Linked DNA regions of Homo sapiens: region 2 is linked to region 1. Evidence: chromatin loops called from intact Hi-C (ENCODE). Cell type or tissue: ascending aorta. All regions are shown on one strand. Links, peaks and the distances in the headings refer to the core of each region. The heading gives the core; the rest is flanking DNA. Region 1 overlaps SCYL1 (SCY1 like pseudokinase 1). Region 2 holds the start of MIR4489 (microRNA 4489).

The links. Peaks named below come from ENCODE experiments on the same cell type or tissue, not always from the same donor. Only the 100,000 strongest peaks of a DNase experiment are listed, where the experiment ranks them.
Region 2: it touches region 1 in a loop (2.5-fold over the local background); 6 of 110 quality-filtered maps call a loop at or near these places.

Annotation. Positions count from the first base shown.
Region 1 is chr11:65,537,454-65,545,453 of GRCh38, reverse strand. It overlaps SCYL1 (SCY1 like pseudokinase 1), which reads right to left. Exons shown (of 18, transcript NM_020680.4): 15 at 7,574-7,645; 16 at 7,272-7,487; 17 at 7,130-7,184; 18 at 6,750-7,012. The coding sequence ends at 6,888. It overlaps LTBP3 (latent transforming growth factor beta binding protein 3), which reads left to right. Exons shown (of 28, transcript NM_001130144.3): 17 at 1,905-2,027; 18 at 2,230-2,349; 19 at 3,726-3,854; 20 at 4,161-4,328; 21 at 4,500-4,583; 22 at 4,840-4,968; 23 at 5,072-5,209; 24 at 5,301-5,441; 25 at 5,573-5,734; 26 at 5,826-5,906; 27 at 5,995-6,126; 28 at 6,223-6,895. The coding sequence ends at 6,374. Among named protein-coding and RNA genes, the nearest start is that of SCYL1, 16 kb to the right of the region's middle. RefSeq lists enhancers at 4,276-4,325, 4,542-4,836, 6,442-6,945, 6,946-7,450 and silencers at 4,576-5,335, 5,386-5,585. In ascending aorta, for the core only: CTCF peaks have their summits at 4,401 and 5,164; DNase peaks (open chromatin) are centred at 4,573 and 5,063; H3K4me3 peaks cover 2,154 bases; H3K27ac peaks cover 2,894 bases.
Region 2 is chr11:65,646,678-65,658,388 of GRCh38, reverse strand. SIPA1 (signal-induced proliferation-associated 1) reads right to left here. Exons shown (of 16, transcript NM_006747.4): 8 at 11,324-11,711; 9 at 10,731-11,005; 10 at 8,909-9,127; 11 at 8,717-8,828; 12 at 8,524-8,632; 13 at 8,338-8,439; 14 at 8,197-8,251; 15 at 7,910-7,988; 16 at 7,477-7,820. The coding sequence ends at 7,674. It overlaps RELA (RELA proto-oncogene, NF-kB subunit), which reads left to right. Exons shown (of 11, transcript NM_021975.4): 8 at 1-102; 9 at 2,454-2,534; 10 at 2,627-2,701; 11 at 3,389-4,788. The coding sequence ends at 4,011. It overlaps MIR4489 (microRNA 4489), which reads right to left and starts at 9,197; the gene lies at 9,136-9,197. RefSeq lists enhancers at 3,808-4,308, 5,049-5,098, 5,109-5,588 and a silencer at 5,649-5,888. In ascending aorta, for the core only: no CTCF peak of the experiment used is centred there; DNase peaks (open chromatin) are centred at 5,388, 5,728, 6,638, 6,935 and 1 weaker place; H3K4me3 peaks cover 2,159 bases; H3K27ac peaks cover 4,111 bases.

The DNA of each region.
Region 1 (8,000 bases), core at 1-8,000:
GGAAAATGCTGAGCTCCACATTGGACAAATTGAATGGATTGTGCCTGTGAGCCTCTCAGCAGGAGATGCCAGCATACCCACCTGGAATGATGGACCATGGACCGGGGGAGCTATGGAGTCTTGGGTGGGCCTGCTTAGCCAACCCAAGGTGGGTTGGGTAAGCAGAGCATCTAGCAGAGCCTTGTGGACACTGACAGTTCAGGGGCAGGCTGCGGAAGGCGTTGGAGGAGATGGTGGGGGAGGGATGGCAGGGGCGCCTGAGGGGCACCATCTGGGAAGCTGGGGAGGACATATTTCCAGGGAAGGAGGAGGATGAGCCAAGTGCAGTAGAGAGGTTCTTGTAAAATAATAACTGGTGAGACAATAAGTCTTAGGACAAGACTTAGGGGTCTGCCCCCTAATCCTACATGGAAATCCTAGTGATGCCTTCCTTGGCAAGAAGGTCCCTGGTAGCCTTGGCAGGGTAGCTTTTGGGATATGATAGGGACAGAGGCCAGAGATATGTGGGCAGAAAGTGAAGAAGAACAAGACCTGGGGACTCTTGCTCTTCCAAAGTGGGGCTTTGGTATAGGCTGAGGAGGTGATGCCAGGAGAGTGGACCAGGAGACGAGGGCAGCAGGGTCAGGAGAGGAGGGAGGAGAGCCAGCGGAAGGGACATCTCTTGCTGTAACAGGAGCAGGAGGGGAATGGATGTAGATAACGATGTTCAGTGGGTTAAGGGGGATTACCTTTAATTCTCTCAATACACAGTGAAGGGCCTGGGTTGAGTAGGGGACTCAGGAGAACAGTGGCGGTTTGGAAGTATCCCAGGGCATGGGGCTGCCTAGGGGCTTTATGGAAGTCAAAGCTTTAGAGGAGTCAGAGAGGGAGGTGCCAGCCACACGAGGCTCTGTTGGACTGAGGCTGAAGCCTGTGGGTATGTTCCAGCATGCTCAGCTTGGTGGCTGCTCCAGTCCCACTCCGCACCCAGGATCCACAGGCCACAGCTCTGACCAGAGACTGGGCATTGCCAGACAGTGAGGAGGAAGGAGAGGTGTTTATGGATCAGGGACGGGAGTCCTAGGGATGATAAGCCCTGGGCTCCAGCTGGGAACTATCAGAGTCTGGGGGTGTCAGGCAAGCTCGGAGGACTGAGAGGGAGGCCACCAAGCCCTGTGAGAGAGAAGGTGGAGGTGAGGACTTGAGAACAGTGGAAAGAAGGCAGCCTCTGAGGGCCCCAGGGTGGAGCAGATCTGAGTGATGAAAATCCCCTTGGGACCCTGAGAGTGAGGGGAAGGTCACGGAAGCCGAGAGATCCAGGAATGTGAGGTCAGAGGCTGACCTGGTTGTCCACGCGGATGTTCGAAACTCCCAGGATGGAGAGAAAAACAGAGCAGGAGGAATGAGGAAGGTGGGTGCTGACAGCCACAGGAGGACTGAGGCTGCAGGAGGCCGGCGGCACCTCAGAGGCCGAGCTCAGGCTTGGAGGGGTCTGGGATGTGGGCAACAACTGGCTCCATCAGAGAGGCCTCAGGAAAGTGTGTCCCGGGGGAGGGTCAAGTTCCTTTACTGCATGAGCAGAAGAAAGTGGGAAGAACAAGGATAGGGAGTTTATCCCCAGAGGAAAAAGGGAGCCATGGCAGGTGAGGGAAGGGTGGGAGCAGCAGTGAAAGCGGCTGGGGCAGGGAGAGAGGGCGGGGGAGGCTGGGGAGGCTCTTTAGCATCAGACCTGGCCTAGGGACCCTGGCAGCACCTGACCTGGTCGTCAGGGCACTGTGTGCCACCCAGAAGCAGGGTGAGGCCTGTGCTTCTGAGTGCTGCTGGCCTCAGCTCTGGTGCTCCAGGCCATGCGCAGAAGTGAGAAAACAGTAGTAGAAACCCAAGACCACCCAGCCTGGTCCTCTGACACCCCCTATGCCCTGCAGATGTGGACGAGTGTGAGGCTGGGGACGTGTGTGACAATGGCATCTGCAGCAACACGCCAGGATCTTTCCAGTGTCAGTGCCTCTCTGGCTACCATCTGTCCAGGGACCGGAGCCACTGCGAGGGTGAGGGATCTTAGAGCTGGGGTGCTGACCTGTCCCTCCCTACCCCAGGACCCCCACCCCCCAGGGTCCAGTCCTAATCCAGATCTCAGTTGGGGCATAGGGGCGTGGGACTGACCCAGGGCTCTGGGAGAAAGCTTTGGCTGCCTCAGGCTGGGGTTGGTGATCAGCCCCTGAGATTCTCCACCCCTTCCATCCCCTACAGACATTGATGAGTGTGACTTCCCTGCAGCCTGCATTGGGGGTGACTGCATCAATACCAATGGCTCCTACAGATGTCTTTGCCCCCAGGGGCATCGGCTGGTGGGTGGCAGGAAATGCCAAGGTATGGGGGACTGGCTGAGGGTTCCTGAGGGATGTGGCAGGGAGCAGTAATTCCCTAGACACACTGTGGCCTTTCTCCATCCATCCATCCACCCATCCAACCATCCTTCATCCATCCATCCATCCATCTATCCATCCATCCATCCATCCATCCATCCATCCATCCATCCATCCTTCTATCCATCCATCCTTCCATTCATCCTTCCACTCACCCACCCATCCATCTGCTCAGCCTTCCAGTCTTTCACCTAGAATAACAATGATCACAGTAAACATGACAGTTAGTGCTATCGTGGTGCTTACTATGTGCCAGGCACTCTGTTAAGCTCTTTACAGATATTAATGTATTGGTCTTCCCCATCAACTCACCCATACACATGCATTCATCCAACAAAAGTTTAGGCTGAGTGCAGTGGCTCAGGCTGGGGGCGGTGGCTCATGCCTGTAATCCCAGCACTTTGGGAGGCTGAGGCGGGCGGATCATGAGGTTAGGAGTTCAAGACCAGCCTGGCCAATATGGTGAAACCCCATCTCTACTAAAAATACAAAAATTAGCCGGGCGTGATGGCGCACGCCTGTAGTCCCAGCTACTCGGGAGGCTGAGGCAGAAGAATCGTTTGAAGATGGGAAGCGGAGGTTGCAGTGAGCCGAGATCACGCCACTGTACTCCAGCCTGGGCAGAGAGTGAGATTCCATCTCAAAAAAAAAAAAAAAAAAAAAAAAAGTTTATTGAGCACCTACTATTTTCCAGGTTCTGTGCTTTGTACTAGGTAATCAACAATCACCCAGGGCTCCCAGCTAGGGGAGGCCAACATGTAAACTGATTCTGACAGTTCAGGGTCCTGGGTGCCAAGAAAGGTATAGACTAATGATTAATTGCAATGGGGAGGTGAATGTTGAACTGGACTGAAACGTAAGTAGGAGTTCCCTAGGCATGGGAAAGGCAAGGCACGAGAAGTCATTCCAGGACCAAAGAGCAGTAATTGCAAAGCATAGAGATCTGGAAGGAGCTAGTTGTGTTTACAGAGGAGGGGAGGGTGCCCTGAGCACAGAGTTGGGGAGTGGAGGGTGGTCTAGAGTAAGGCGTGATGAGACCTAAAGGTATCGGAAGCTCAATTGCATTTGAGGCCTTTCCATTTGGGCTTCTGATACTTTTAGGTTTTGTAAGGTTAGTGGGAGCCACTGAAGGTGTTATGAAGGACAGCAGCTAATGTCCACATGCACATTCAGACACATGCACAGACACAGCAGACTTCCTGCTGTACATACTTTGAAACCAAAGTGGAAATTCAGGTTCTGAACTTGTGTGAGGCCCTTGAGGTGCAGCCCCAGGGAAAGAGGGGCTGGGTTTCCAGCTGCGCTACTCTTGCCCCGCAGACATAGATGAGTGCAGCCAGGACCCGAGCCTGTGCCTTCCCCATGGGGCCTGCAAGAACCTTCAGGGCTCCTATGTGTGTGTCTGCGATGAGGGCTTCACTCCCACCCAGGACCAGCACGGTTGTGAGGGTGAGTGTCCTCCCAGCTCCTCCCTCGGACTGGACAACTCCCCTGAGCTGCAGCTGGGATTCAGAGATGTGTCCTGGCCCCACCCTCCTAAATTTGGGGAACCGGAAGAAATCTCTTTTGGCTGGGGGAGTCTGGTGGGGCCAGACGATGAAGGGTCCAGAACACCACGTTGAGAACAGAGCCAACTCTCAGGAGGAGGCTAAGGGGAGCCAGGGAATGTGGGGGGAAAGACCTGTGGTGGGTGGGCAGGGTGGACAGGGCCAAGGGGGGTCTGTGCACAACCCTGAGCTGCCGTCTGCCCCTCAGAGGTGGAGCAGCCCCACCACAAGAAGGAGTGCTACCTGAACTTCGATGACACAGTGTTCTGCGACAGCGTATTGGCCACCAACGTGACCCAGCAGGAGTGCTGCTGCTCTCTGGGGGCCGGCTGGGGCGACCACTGCGAAATCTACCCCTGCCCAGTCTACAGCTCAGGTCAGGAGCCGGGCAGGCCCCTTCCCAGATCTTCAGTTTCTTCATCTGGAAGCCAAATGTGGGAAATGGCGCCCCCTGGCAGTTGGGAAATAGGCGGCGGGCTGCAGCCCTAAGCCCACGCGCGCGCTCAGTCCTGCCTCTTCCCTCCCCACGGCCGCCCTGCCCCTGCAGCCGAGTTCCACAGCCTCTGCCCAGACGGAAAGGGCTACACCCAGGACAACAACATCGTCAACTACGGCATCCCAGCCCACCGTGGTAAGCGCCCTGCGGCTCCGCCCGCCCCGCGCCCTCTCACCCCGGGTTGGGCTCGCCCGGATCCCGCCGGGACTCGCTGGGTCAGCTGCCCGCGCCGGGTAAGCCCCGCCCGCACCTTCCTCGCAGGCCCCGCCCTGTAGGCCCCGCCCCTCCTGTAGGCCCCGCCCGGGGATGGCTTCGCTCCGGTGGTGCGCCCAGCCCACGCCTCCGGGCTGCAGCTGCGGGACCGGAGCGGCCAGTGTTTGTCACCCCGCAGACATCGACGAGTGCATGTTGTTCGGGTCGGAGATTTGCAAGGAGGGCAAGTGCGTGAACACGCAGCCTGGCTACGAGTGCTACTGCAAGCAGGGCTTCTACTACGACGGGAACCTGCTGGAATGCGTGGGTGAGCTCCGCCCCCCGGCGGCCGTGGGGAAGCGGCAGGGAGACACGCGCCACCGCGCCCATCCCGGGCCTGCCCCTGCTACCCACGCTTTTCCTCCCTGCAGACGTGGACGAGTGCCTGGACGAGTCCAACTGCCGGAACGGAGTGTGTGAGAACACGCGCGGCGGCTACCGCTGTGCCTGCACGCCCCCTGCCGAGTACAGTCCCGCGCAGCGCCAGTGCCTGAGCCCGGAAGAGATGGGTGAGGCCCGGGCCGGGGAGTGGGGTACGCGGGAGGGGCGGGGCCCGGGCCGAGCTGTGACGGCCCCCACCCACCCCCTCGCTGTTCGTAGACGTGGACGAGTGCCAGGACCCGGCAGCCTGCCGCCCTGGCCGCTGCGTCAACCTGCCGGGCTCCTACCGCTGCGAGTGTCGCCCGCCCTGGGTGCCCGGGCCCTCCGGCCGCGATTGCCAGCTCCCCGAGAGCCCGGCCGGTGAGGGCGAGGGTTGGCCTTGGCCGATCCCGGGGCCCTGTCCGTCACGTGGCCCCCGCGCAGGTGGGGTGGGGCGGAGGCGGGCGGTTCCTGCCTTGGGCCCCTCCCCTGATGCCAGGTGTCTTCCGCAGAGCGTGCCCCGGAGCGGCGCGACGTGTGCTGGAGCCAGCGCGGAGAGGACGGCATGTGCGCTGGCCCCCTGGCCGGGCCTGCCCTCACCTTCGACGACTGCTGCTGCCGCCAGGGCCGCGGCTGGGGCGCCCAATGCCGACCGTGCCCGCCGCGCGGCGCGGGTAAGGCAGTCGGGGAGGAGTTGGCCGGGAGCGAGGATGGGGGCCAGGGCCCGGGGACCCGGACGTCGCTGACCAGTTCTGCTCCTCCCAGGGTCCCATTGCCCGACATCGCAGAGCGAGAGCAATTCCTTCTGGGACACAAGCCCCCTGCTGTTGGGGAAGCCCCCAAGAGGTGAGTGCTGCCGGGTCGGGCGGTGGCGGGGTTGGTAGCCTTTGGCCGGGGCTCAGTGTTGAAGTCCATATTGTTCCGGGCCACGCAGATGAGGACAGTTCAGAGGAGGATTCAGACGAGTGTCGCTGCGTGAGTGGCCGCTGCGTGCCGCGGCCGGGCGGCGCCGTGTGCGAGTGTCCCGGCGGCTTCCAGCTCGACGCCTCCCGCGCCCGCTGCGTGGGTGAGCCGGGCTTCGGGGGTGGGGGCAGGGGCGGGGCCGGTGGTGAGGAGCCGCCTGGAGGCTCAGCGAAGCCGCACCTGTCGCCCTCACCTTCAGATATCGACGAGTGCCGAGAGCTGAACCAGCGCGGGCTGCTGTGCAAGAGCGAGCGCTGCGTGAACACCAGCGGCTCCTTCCGCTGCGTCTGCAAAGCCGGCTTCGCGCGCAGCCGCCCGCACGGGGCCTGCGTTCCCCAGCGCCGCCGCTGACGCCGCCGACGCCGCCCTCGGCCCAGACCTCGGTGATCACTGAGGGATTTCCGCGAGCTCGGCCTCACTTCTGCCCCGACTTGTGGCTCGGACCCAGGGACCTTCAGGGCCCGCAGACCCTCCCGGCGCCTTGAGACCCGAGGCGCCCCTACCGGCCCCCCTCCCCGGTTAGCGGGCGGTTGTAAGGTCTCCGGCGGGCGCTGCCTGCCTTCCTCCCAGAGGGTGTTTCCTAGAAACTGATAAATCAGATCGTGCCTCTTTACCCTTGGCTTTCGAAGCAAATTGATGTTCACGTCTGACGTGGGCGCGGGCTGCGCAGGGCGGCGCCAGACCCCAGCCGCCTCCCAGGGGCTAGACTGAGCCCGGCACAAGGGGTGTGAAATAGAATTTATTGTGGCTCTGATTATGTACACGTGAGATGGCCTGGCTGGGCCGGCCGGGCTCACATGGTTTGTACAATAAATACATCTGTGGGGCGGGCTCTCCGCAGCCGGGAAGGGCCACCGCCACGGTTCAGTCCAGCTTCCGGGCTCCCAGCTTCATGGGGCCCTTGGCCACCTTCCTCTCGGCGCGTTTGGCCTCCATCTCCCGCCGCCGCTCCTCGCGCTTCTTCCGGGCCAGCTCAGCCTTGACCTGTCCTGGCGTCAGGAAGGGGAGCCCCGGTCTCAGCTCTCCAGCCAGTGCCTGCCGGGGGCCTGTAGGGGCGGGCTAGTCGGGGAGCCCTAGTCTTCAGCCCACCCAGGGGAAGCACTTACGACTGTCAGTCTCGAGGCCCTCCCAGTTGTCCTCACCCCAAGAGTCTGGCCTCGGCTGTAAAGAGAAGTGTGGGCTGCAGTGGGGCCCACTTCTGGCTGAGGTCCACCATCTCTACCCTCTCGCCAGACCTGTGCTGGGTACCTGGGTGCTGGGACGTGCAGACAGGGTAGCGAAGGGGTCGCCCTTGTCGCTGGACTCTGGGCCACCCCAGTTATACTCGCTGGCCAGCCGTGTACCGTCAGGAGGTGGCTCCTGGGAGCTTGGCTCCTGCCAGCCCTGTTCCCAGGAGCCCTCAGCTTCCCAGCTGCTCCAGTCGGACTCTGGGGATTTGGAGGATTTGTGGTCGGAGTTGCTGACCTGTAGAAGAGCGGGAGGGGGAAGTAGCCCTGGGCCCAAGGAGGAAAGAGCCCCATACACACACCTCCCCACCAGACCCAGCTCACCTGACTAGCACGGCTCACTTGGCCCCCGGTGCTCCAGTCGTCCTGCTGGGCCAGCACAGACTCGGCCTCCTGCTGCAGTGTGGGAAGGGACCACTGACTCCCACCCCATGCTAAAGGGCAAGTGAGCCCGCCCCAGCATCATCCCAGCCACGGGCCCCACCACTGTCTTTTGCCTTCCTCCTCATTTGCTCCTCAGGCCCTGTTTCCCATCTATTAAATGGACGCTGACCCTGGCCTGCCCTCACCCCTCTTTAAGGCTGGGGAATGAGATCTAGATGCCCCTTCCAACAGCCTTGAGGGCCAGAAACTGCTGCTGTCAGCCAGATGGGGAAATTGGGCCCCCAGCTCTGCCCCATTCTGAGGACAGCCCCAGTCCTCCCTCAGCCCAACCTGAGCCCATCCCCCAAGCAGAACTGGTCTGGTTCTA
Region 2 (11,711 bases), core at 1,962-9,961, 110 kb before region 1:
ACCCCAGCCTGCAGGCTCCTGTGCGTGTCTCCATGCAGCTGCGGCGGCCTTCCGACCGGGAGCTCAGTGAGCCCATGGAATTCCAGTACCTGCCAGATACAGGTACACAGCTGGGGTGGCAGCATCAGGGCAGCTGGGCTCTGTGCCGTGAGAGAGAGGCCAAGACTGCATGTCTGGGGCTGTGGTTGAGGGCCAGAAGCTGGAGTCAGAGCTTGGGATCCAAGAAACTGGAATCCATTTCTTGCCTCATTTAATAATAATGATACCTCAGACATTGAGCTAGTACTACACATCTGCCCCTATTCCAGGCACTTCACTGGATTACCTGATTTTAATCTCATGACCCTTTTGAAGTAGGAGATAGTGTCCAACTTGCCTGGGTTCACGTGGCTAGTAAGTAGCAGAGTCTAGCAGAGTCAGCGTTGGAACCCAGGCCATCTGGCTTCAGGATCCTTTTGCCACACTGGTTGTCTTGTCACTACCATACAGCCCAGCCACATTTTGGTCGAGGTTTGAGTGTCCACTTGGTACCAGGGCCTGTGCCAGGTATTGTGAATACAAAAAATGAGTAAGACATGCTCCCTGCCCTTCAGAGTCTCAGTCACTTGAGGAAGACAAATGTGCAAAACAGATCCTTAAGTCACGGAATGACATGTGAAATGGAGGTGTGCGCAGAGAAGCACGGGGGCACAGTGGCCTCCGGGGAGCTGGAGACAGCTGCATGGAGAAGGTGGCATTGAAGCTGGAGAAAGACACAGAAGTGTGTTCTCCAGGCAGGTGGCCCAGCACCTGGAAGGGAAGGGGTGTTGGCAACTGCACGGCCTATTCAGGGCCACCTTCGTGGTTTGAGCTGATGTTGGGCAGTGAGCAGGCTCAGAGATTGGAGGGCCTGGTTAAGCTGAAGGCCTCTAAGCAGAGAGGTGACAGGAGCAGATTTGGAAGTTGACTCAGGAGGCCACGTGTAGAAGATCAGAGACAGACAGACTCAAAGCAGGGAGGCCATTCTGGAAATGTTGCTGTAGTCCAGGAAGAGAAGATGCGGCACAAACCTTACAGAAGGAATAGCAGAGCAAGATCACATCTCCACCACTGTCCTCAGTTACCCTTCAGCCCTGCAGCCGTTTTGCGTCTTACAGACCAAGCTCAGTCTCACCTCAGGACCTGTGTCTAGCTGTTGCCTCTGCTTGGAATGCCCAAGGTTTTAATGCAAGTGGCTCATGCCAGTCCTTCCCTGACCTCTAAATTAGCCCTTCCCTCTACATTTAGACTGTCCTGACCTCACTTCCAGTATTGTTACATCACCATATCGTCCCTGGACCACCGTCACTTGAGATTTTCTGGTTTGGTTTTGTTTGTTTGTTTGAGACAGAGTCTCACTCTTGTCGCCCAGGCTGGAGTGCAGTGGTGCAATCTCGGCTCACTGCAACCTCCACCTCCCGGGTTCAAGTGATTCTCCCTGCCTCAGCCTCCCGAGTAGCTGGGACTACAGGCGCCCGCCACCACATCCGGCTAATTTTTTGTATTTTTAGTAGAGACGGGGTTTTCACCATGTTGGCCAGGGTGGTCTCGATCTCTTGACCTCGTGATCCACCCGCCTCGACCTCCCAAAGTGCTGGGATTACAGGCGTGAGCCACCACGCCTGGCCGAGATTTTCTGGTTTGTATATATGATTGTGTCCCTCTCACTTTTTCACTAGGATGCCAACTTTTTGGGAGCAGACACCTTGTGTGCATACTCACGGCCACATCCCCAGTGTCTAGAAGGGAGGCTGGCACATAGTAGGTGCTTGATAAATATATGTCAAGTTACTGGCGGGGAGTGAGAGAAAAGAAGATAATCATTCCAAGGTTTCTAGCTTTGGTGACAGGGCAGATGGCGGATGGTCAGGGAATGCAGGAGAAAGAACCTAGTTTTTGAGGGATGATGAGGTTGTCTTTGAATTGATGGAATTGAAGTGCTTTGGAGCTACTGAAATACCACTGTAATTAGAAAGACAGTTCTGAAAGCTCTGACTAAAATATGAAACCATTAGAGATAAGAATAAGAGTCTCTGCTGAAGTCTTAAGGCAGTTGTGCCTCAGCTGCCCCAGAGTGCCAAGAAATTCTCGCCAGGCCTGGGTGGAGGCTGACAATGAGCCAGGATGTGAGCAGTGCAGGAAGGTGTGAGCTGGAGGCTGGGGCCCCCCAGGTCTCCTCTTTGCCCAGAGCATGGCCCCTGTACTCGGCCTCACCATGTGGTCTTAGAGGGGCAGATTCAGCCAACAGAGGCCTCCAAAAGCTGTGGGATTCTCAGAACTGCTGAGTGTCACACATCCCTTCTCATTGGCAGAGAAGGTTGGGAGAATGGGTCTTGGGAAAGCCTGGCTCCTCCCCTTCCTCCTGAGGGACCTTTGAGAGCGTCGGGGACCCACCTGAGGAGAGCAAGTCCCACTTCTCCCCCTTACTTTCCCAGACGATCGTCACCGGATTGAGGAGAAACGTAAAAGGACATATGAGACCTTCAAGAGCATCATGAAGAAGAGTCCTTTCAGCGGTGAGATGGGGACTGGGAAAGCCAGAGAGGAAGGCAGCGGGCAGGGAGGGGACACCCTGGGGCTGAGAACTGACCTAGCCCTTGCCCTACAGGACCCACCGACCCCCGGCCTCCACCTCGACGCATTGCTGTGCCTTCCCGCAGCTCAGCTTCTGTCCCCAAGCCAGGTAAGGATTTCCTTTTGTCCCACTGGAACGACAGGTTCAGCTCTGTTCAGCTGAGGAGCAGTGGAGATGAAGACTCCTGGGCCCCATTACAGACCTACTGAATCAGAGGCTTTGAAAGGATGGCGCAGGAACCAGCGACTTCCTGGGATGCTAATGCACACTGAAGCCTGGGAACCACCGTGCCACTTAAATTCTATATTGGGTATCTTGGGAATCAGAAGTTAAAAATGCAGAATCTCTGCTCTCATCTCTCACTTGAATTGGGGGAACAAAAATCACCTCTAAATTAGCAAGATGTGTGTGCCTGTGCGAGGCTCAAAAACTGACAAGCTCTGCACTTCAGGCCGCTGCTCACTTGGTGCTCCATGGGCTCATTGCCTCTCAGGACTTAGTTTTTCAGCTGTAAACTGAGGAGTCCAGCTTATCTCTCCAAGTGTCCCTTCCTCTAAAAGGCTGGAAGAGTTTCGTGGGCTTGAGTAGTCAGGGAGGACTCCAAGGTGGAGGTGTGGCTAGAACTGGACCCTACAGGCTGGGTCAGATGGGGTAAGAGGAAGGAGATAGGGTGTTGGCAGTGACTCCCTAGAGAGGGATTGAGCCTGAGCACCATGAAGAGGGGCTGGGGTACAGAGGACGGGGTGGATCTCTAGGGCTTTCTCTGACCCCTGCCTCTCTGTCTCTCTCCTCCAGCACCCCAGCCCTATCCCTTTACGTCATCCCTGAGCACCATCAACTATGATGAGTTTCCCACCATGGTGTTTCCTTCTGGGCAGATCAGCCAGGCCTCGGCCTTGGCCCCGGCCCCTCCCCAAGTCCTGCCCCAGGCTCCAGCCCCTGCCCCTGCTCCAGCCATGGTATCAGCTCTGGCCCAGGCCCCAGCCCCTGTCCCAGTCCTAGCCCCAGGCCCTCCTCAGGCTGTGGCCCCACCTGCCCCCAAGCCCACCCAGGCTGGGGAAGGAACGCTGTCAGAGGCCCTGCTGCAGCTGCAGTTTGATGATGAAGACCTGGGGGCCTTGCTTGGCAACAGCACAGACCCAGCTGTGTTCACAGACCTGGCATCCGTCGACAACTCCGAGTTTCAGCAGCTGCTGAACCAGGGCATACCTGTGGCCCCCCACACAACTGAGCCCATGCTGATGGAGTACCCTGAGGCTATAACTCGCCTAGTGACAGGGGCCCAGAGGCCCCCCGACCCAGCTCCTGCTCCACTGGGGGCCCCGGGGCTCCCCAATGGCCTCCTTTCAGGAGATGAAGACTTCTCCTCCATTGCGGACATGGACTTCTCAGCCCTGCTGAGTCAGATCAGCTCCTAAGGGGGTGACGCCTGCCCTCCCCAGAGCACTGGGTTGCAGGGGATTGAAGCCCTCCAAAAGCACTTACGGATTCTGGTGGGGTGTGTTCCAACTGCCCCCAACTTTGTGGATGTCTTCCTTGGAGGGGGGAGCCATATTTTATTCTTTTATTGTCAGTATCTGTATCTCTCTCTCTTTTTGGAGGTGCTTAAGCAGAAGCATTAACTTCTCTGGAAAGGGGGGAGCTGGGGAAACTCAAACTTTTCCCCTGTCCTGATGGTCAGCTCCCTTCTCTGTAGGGAACTCTGGGGTCCCCCATCCCCATCCTCCAGCTTCTGGTACTCTCCTAGAGACAGAAGCAGGCTGGAGGTAAGGCCTTTGAGCCCACAAAGCCTTATCAAGTGTCTTCCATCATGGATTCATTACAGCTTAATCAAAATAACGCCCCAGATACCAGCCCCTGTATGGCACTGGCATTGTCCCTGTGCCTAACACCAGCGTTTGAGGGGCTGGCCTTCCTGCCCTACAGAGGTCTCTGCCGGCTCTTTCCTTGCTCAACCATGGCTGAAGGAAACCAGTGCAACAGCACTGGCTCTCTCCAGGATCCAGAAGGGGTTTGGTCTGGGACTTCCTTGCTCTCCCTCTTCTCAAGTGCCTTAATAGTAGGGTAAGTTGTTAAGAGTGGGGGAGAGCAGGCTGGCAGCTCTCCAGTCAGGAGGCATAGTTTTTACTGAACAATCAAAGCACTTGGACTCTTGCTCTTTCTACTCTGAACTAATAAATCTGTTGCCAAGCTGGCTAGAGATCCGCTTTTTTTCAGCAAACACTGAGCACACATTTTGCTAGTCACATCAGGCCAGACATTGGTGGTAGAGAGCTGGGTGAATGCGTGCACTGTCCTCTGAGAGCTTGCAGTCTGAGAATGCCCTTGGAAACCCCGAGTTACCGTCCAGTGGATGAAAACGGGCAGCTAAGGCAAGAGTCCTAGCACACTGAGAGCCTAGTAGAGCCCGCTGGCTGTGGGGATGGAGCAGTTTCAGGAGTCTTCCAAGAGGCCCCATTAGCTCCAGGTCTTAGATCAGCTGAGAGTGGATGTCAAAGAGGGACTAGCCAGCGTCAGAGGTAAGAGAAACGATGTTCGAAAGATGTGATGGGGCCAAATTCCTTGGGTGGCCCAGGGAGTGTGTGCTTCTCTTGGGGAATGTGTGGTGCCAGGTAAAGATCTACCCGGCCCACCGATGCTTTGATACTCTGTTCTGGGAGGAACGGTGAAATCTTCAATCCACAGCCTCAGGAAGCCAAAACAAAGGCCCAGCCGCAGCCCACAAGGGCTACAGCTGGACGTACTTCCGCTTTGCCCCAGCGCAAGCGCAGCAGCAAAAAGCGCTGGCCGGCGTGGGCCCCCTTCTCGACTGCGCAGGCGCACAAGGAGCCCGCAGCAACCGGAGGCCGGGTCCAGCGTCTGGGGAAAATCCCCGCCGAGGCCGATGGCGTCTTCGTTTGGGCTTCGCACCGTCGCGGGAGGACAATAGCAGGGGAAAAGGAGTTATCGTCAGCGGGACGCGTCCCAAAATTCAGCGAGTCTCCTAGGAACAGAAAAGGCCCTGGGTGCAGGCTCCGACGGGCGGCGCCGGCGAGACGGCAGGCCAATTCCGTCGAGGAAGTGGCGTTTTCCACGGGGCTCCGGCTCCGGGGGGGCGGCCAGGGGCGGGGCTTGGAGCGAGGGCGGGCCTCGGCGGAACTCCCACGCGAGGGGCGGAGCCCGGGCTCGCGGTGGCCAGGTCAGGACCCGGGCGAAGCTGCCGGGGAGCGCCTGGGAGGCGGGGTCGGGGAGGAAGCGGGCGGGGTGAGAAGGCTCCTAACGCTGAGGAAGCCGACGGCTGAGCTGCGCAGGGACCCCGACCGGAGGTCCGCGACCCGAGGCCCAGAGGGAAACCAGGGAGCCAAGGCCCTGCAGCCCAGGCTGCGCCTCCCTCCTCTTGGCTTTCTCGGTCCCGCGACCTCCCGTGACCCACGAAGACCTCTCCTGGTTCTTCTCTCATTCGTGAATGACCCCATCATGCTCATGGCTCAGCAGCTCCAAGTCCTCGTATCCAACCCAGATCTCTCTCCCCTGCGCACCAGCCCCTGGACATCTCCACTCTGACGTCCTCGGGCCTCTCAAACTCATCCTGTTCCAAATGACCTCAGCCATCCCCAGCCTGCCTCTCCTTTTCCCTGTCAGCCCTGGCCCTGCCACCTTCCAAGGGCTCCAGCCGGAAACCTGGCCACTACCGTAGATGCCGCCTCTTCCCTTAGTAACTTGCGTCCAGTCCTTCCACGAGGTCCTGGAAAATCTGCCCACTTCTCCCCACTGTCACTGCTATCACTGAGTTTAAGTCACCACTAGACCTCCCACTGGACTGCGGCTACAGCCGCCTCCCTGCAGCCAAAGAGCTCTGACATCCAGATCTCACCCCATCAATCTCCCTTCAAACATCAACCACAAGACCAGATCCGAGTTTTCTGCAGACACACCCTCAGTGACCACAGCCTTCCACACTAGTCCACAACCAGGAAAAAGTGGCAGTCTTGGGAACTGCTAACCCAGGATCCCTAGTGCACCTTCACAACCCTTTCTGATCTGGCTTCTTTGACGCTGGGTTCCTGGGTGTGCCTTGGCTCTAGTCCAGCAGGCCTCAGCCAGACTGGTCCTACCAGGATACCTCTGACGTCTCTGCCTGGTGAACTCCTACCCAGCCTTCAAAACTCAGCCCTCATATTACCTCCTCCATGAAGCCTTCCTGATCCTCAGATGCTCTGTTTCTCCGAGCCTAGCTCATCCTGCCAGCACCTAAGTTAACAGACCCAGGGCCTAGGTCTCACCATGGAGCTTCAGCCAGCCTAGGGAAGGGACTGGAATAGGCATGAGATGCTGGGCAAGTCTGCCCTATCTGGGCCTCAGGTCCAGAAACCAAAGGATTTAGACAAAGTCCCAAGTTTGGACTTGATGATGCCACTTCGGGGAAAGGCCTGGCCTCGCGAGGAACAGAGAGGACCATAGGCTGGTGAGGAGGGAAGTGGGTCAAGGGCCCGTTTCCTCCAGGACATAGAAACAGCCCCAGTCAACTGAGGCGGAGATGCCACCGCCTCTGGAATTGGGCCCTGCAAGAAGTGGCCAGGTGGGTAGAGAGAGGACAAGGCCTGGGGGCTCAGTGGCTTCAGAGAGAAGAGTGAGGCCTGCACTGAGGCACAGGGCCTTGTGATGCACGGCCAGGGTAGCTGTGGGGTGTGGCCACCTGCTTCCCTGCAGAACCAAATAAACGTTATGGGAGAGAAGCCAAGCAGTGGCCTGGCCTCAGGGACCCCTCAGTGAGTGCCAGCCCATCTCTGAGCCAGTGTTCCCAGGGCCTGTCCTGACTGGTCCGAGGAGTTTGGCTGGGGCCTCTGGAGGCAAAACCCCTTGCCCTGCCCTGTCTTGGACACATGTTCAGACACAGACATCAGTGGCTTTTTTACTCCCTGAAGTCCTCTTTTCTCCACAGAATATTTACAAACAGGGAAGGGGTGGAGGCCACTTCCGCCACCAAATAAGGGGCTAGGGAGGGGGGCAGTGCTAAGACACGCCTCTGCGCAGGGAGAGTTCCTGAGGAGGGCCCAGTGTGACCACAGTGCCCTCAGGGGCCCAGGTGGTTCCAGACGGCTCAGGCCAGGTCGGCGGTGGGTGAGCCCAGCTGCTTGGAGGCCAGGAGGAGGCGTGTGGCTGCACTCTCAGACTCCGCCTGCAGCCGCCGGTTGTTGTGTCTCAGGCTCCGCACCTCCTCCTCCAGGGCCGCCCTGTCCGCCTTCTCCTGGGGTGCCGGGGAGACAGGAGTCAGAGCCGCCAGCCCCTTTCCTGGGGCAGCCCTGTGACTCCCCCCAAGCTCAGCCCACCCCTCACCTTCTGCAGGTCCTCCTGCAGCTTCCTGAGCATGGACTCCAAGTGAGAGACCTTCTCTGAGAGGTTCCCAGGCTCTGGCCTGAAGACATGGGGGTCAAGACTCAGCAGGACCAAGGCAGGGGGCAGTGCACCAGCTGACTCCCAGCCCCAGCTAATGAGAGGGGCCCCGCTGGTCTTCTAGGCATATGTGGCAGCAGAGCCCAGGACAGAGCTCCACCCCAGCAGACAGGCACGAAGGGGGGGTCATGTGGGCAGGTAAAGCGGCTGTGGGGAGTTGGGGAGCTTACTCAGCATCAGATTTTGGAGTTCCCTTAGGGTCTCCACTCTCTGGGATGGGCTGTCCTGTGGGGACAAAGGGATCAGGTGGGCAGGTCAGAAAGGGGGCAAGAGCACTGCCCAGGCTTACCGCAGCACCCTGGTGGCCTCACCCTCTCGGGACAGCGACTCCAGAATGGTGTTGCAAGTAGAGGCAATCTCCGAGATGGCCTGCCACTCGTCCTCCAGGGTCCCACTGCCCGCCTCCGACATGACTGTGGGCACAAGGAGCAGGCTGAGCTAGGGAAGCCCAGGAGCACCCCCCAACCCCTCCCCTGCTCTCCTGGGTCCAGACTCACTCCTGCTGATGGAGTTCCGCAGAGACAAGGTACGTGGCAGAAAGGAGGCCCTCAGCTCCGGCGCCGGGTTGCCCTTGTCCTCAGAGCCACTGGGACTGCCTGGCCTGTCCTGTGCCACAGAAGTGGATACAGATTCAGTGATGCCCACTGTCACCACTGTGCTGTTGGGCTCCAGAGCCTGGTTTCTGCTCACCTGGGTCAGGGGTGTCTCACTGTCAGCACTGGGTACTGATGGCTTGGCTGTGGTGGCCAGGAGGAGGTCCGGGGTGGTGTTGGGCAGGACTGGGGCCTCATCCGACAGAGAGCTGGGGAGAGCAGGGGTGGCTCAGAAAGGGAAGCCGCTTTCCCAGAGGCCTGGAGGAGAGGGAAGGCCAAGAGTGTGCACCTGCGTGGTGACAGCGAGTTCTGGCTGTGCAGGAACTCAGTCCTCTCCTCGGCCAGATCCCCAGGCCCTGGAGGACTGCCACCATCTTGCAGGCACAGGTGCAGCAGCTGCTTTGTGGTGGGCAGCAGGGTCACCCCCTGGACCTCATCCTGCACAGGATCTGGGGCCCCCCGCCGGCTAGGCTCCTGCAGCGACAGCGTGTACAGCTCCGAAAAACTCCTGTGGGGTGGGACAGGGTCAGGCAGGACTTCTCCAGTCCCCAGCGTCCTGCATCACTAGCCCCACCCCCAGCCCGCCAGGCTCACTTCCAGGAGCAGGAGAGCTCCCCGGCATCCTGACAACAGTGAAAAATGTCTGCCTGGTTACTGGCCATTTTTCCAGACCATGGTTCAAATTCCAGTGCTGCCCCTGTATATCCCAAGCAAATCACTCTGAACATCAATTTCTCCATCTGTGAAATGGGGATAATAGTACGAACCTCATAGTGTGCTGTGAGGATTTAAATAACACGTGTAAATTGCTTAAATCCCAAAACTACTGTCTGTAGCCAAATCCAGCCTGTGCCTTTTCCTTTTCTTTTCTAAAGCAGATGTGCCAGTTTCTGTACTGCGAGCTAAGCATGGATTTTACTTTTTTTTTTTTTTGAGATGGAGTTTTGCTCTTGTTGCCCAGGCTGGAGTGCAATGGCGCGATCACAGCTCATGGCAACCTCCTCCACCTCCTGGGTTCAAGTGATTTTCCTGCCTCAGCCTCCCAAGTAGCTGGGATTACAGATGCCTGCCATCACACCTGGCTAATTTTTGTATTTTTACTAGAGACGGGTTTCAGCATGTTGGCCAGGCTGGTCTCGAACTCCTGACCTCAGGTGAGCTACCCGCCTCAGCCTCCCAAAGTGCTGGGATTACAAGCATGAGCCACCGCGCCCGGTCCGGATTTTACATTTTTAACTAGTGGAAAAATCAAAAGAATATTTCATGATAAGTTAAAATCATGTAAAATCCAAATTTCAGTGTCTATAAAGTTTTAGCGAGACACAGGCACATTTATTTATTCATTTACCTACGACAGAGTAGCTGCGGCAGAGACCAGATGGTCCAGAAAGCCTAAAATATTTATTATTTGGCCATTTACAGAAAATGTTTGCCTACCCCTGGCTTAGCACAGGAAGTTATCAATAGTGTGTAGTGTGTGTGTTGGGTGGGCGGGTGCCAATACTTAAAAAAAAAGATAGTGGGGGCTGCTATTTGATCTTTTAAGCAGTGGGAGCAACGCGCTTAACTGGTCCCATTCTACATATGAAGATAGAGGTTCAGGGCGCGGTGACTCACGCCTGTAATCCCAGAACTTTGGGAGGGCGAGGCAGGTGGATCACCTGAGGTCAGGAGTTCGAGACCAGCCTGGCCAACTTGGTGAAACCCCATCTCTACTAAAAATAGAAAAAATTAACCGGCCGTGGTGGTGCATGCCTGTAATCCCAGCTACAAGGGAGGCTGAGGCAGGAGAACTGCTTGAACCTGGGAGGCGGATGTTGCAGTAAGCCGAAATCACGCCATTGCACTCCAGCCCGGGCAACAAGAGGGATACTTCGTCTCAAAAAAAAAAAAAAGAGAGAGGAGAGAGAGAGGAAGGAAGGACAGAGAAAGAGAGAGAGACAGAGACAGGAAGAGACAGGCTCAGACGGGCTAAGAGACGGGAGATTCTTTCCAGAAGGAAAGGTATCCACACTGGGTTCCTGAAACTGCTGATGGCGACCCGGGAGGCGCAGACTGCGCGGTGGCCAACTGCCGGCCCTCCCACCTCCCCGCGTCCCCGGCACCCTGACCTGCGGGGCCGGCCGCTCTCGTCGGGGGGCAGGACGGTGACGCAGACCTTGGGCGCCGAGCGCAGGAGCTGGGCAGCGGCCTCGGGCCGGAGGCTGGGCAGAGTCTGGCCGCACACGCGCAGGAGGCGCGCCCCGGGCCGCAGCCCCGCCGTCTCGGCGAATGTGAAGCGCTCCACGTGCGTGACGAATCCCTCGGCGTCCACCTCGAAGCCCAGGCGGCCTTGACCGTCGCGGGGCAGCGCCAGCTCGCGGGTCTCGCAGCCACGGCTCACCAGCTGCGGACGGGGCGGGACGAGTGGGCGGGGCTGCCGGGAGGTGGGGCCGCCCCAGCGCCCGCCCCCTGGACTGCGTCCCAGGCCACACGGAACTTTCCACAGTCCCCGAGGGCCGCGTGTGCCACCGCCCGAGGGATGAAGACCAGAAGTCGCTTACCCGAGGGCACCAGTTCCGGCCTTGCCAAGCCCCGGGGCTGGCTCTGCCCTCCTCGACTTTCCCTTCCGCAGGAGTAGGGGACAAAGGCGGCGGGAGGGAGGGGTCCAAAGCAGGCTCCGCCCCGCCGCGCGCAGGGGCCCCAGTTTACCACTCCAGCTCACCTGCAGGCGCGCCACCACCTCGCCCACGGCTTGGCCGGGGGACCCGTCGAAGCGCAGCGTGATCGCCTCCCCGCGGCCGTGGTACAGGTCCAGCTGCTGCTCGGAGAAGGTCCAGGCCAGCACGTCGCGACAGGCGCAATTGAACACTACGCGGCCGTCGCGCGGCGCCACCAGCACCAGAGCCTCGGCCGAGATGCCCAGCAGGCAGGGCACCTCGATGCCTTCGGGGCCGCTCGCCTGAGCCCCGGCGGCGACCCGCGCCCCGGGCGCCGCGCGCACTCCCCACACCAGTGAGCCCGCTGCCTGCAGCTCGGCGCCTGGGCCCCGAGGGGCCGCCCGGCGCCTCCCACCCAGGGAGGGCAGGCCGAAGCGTGAAGCCGAGTCCAGC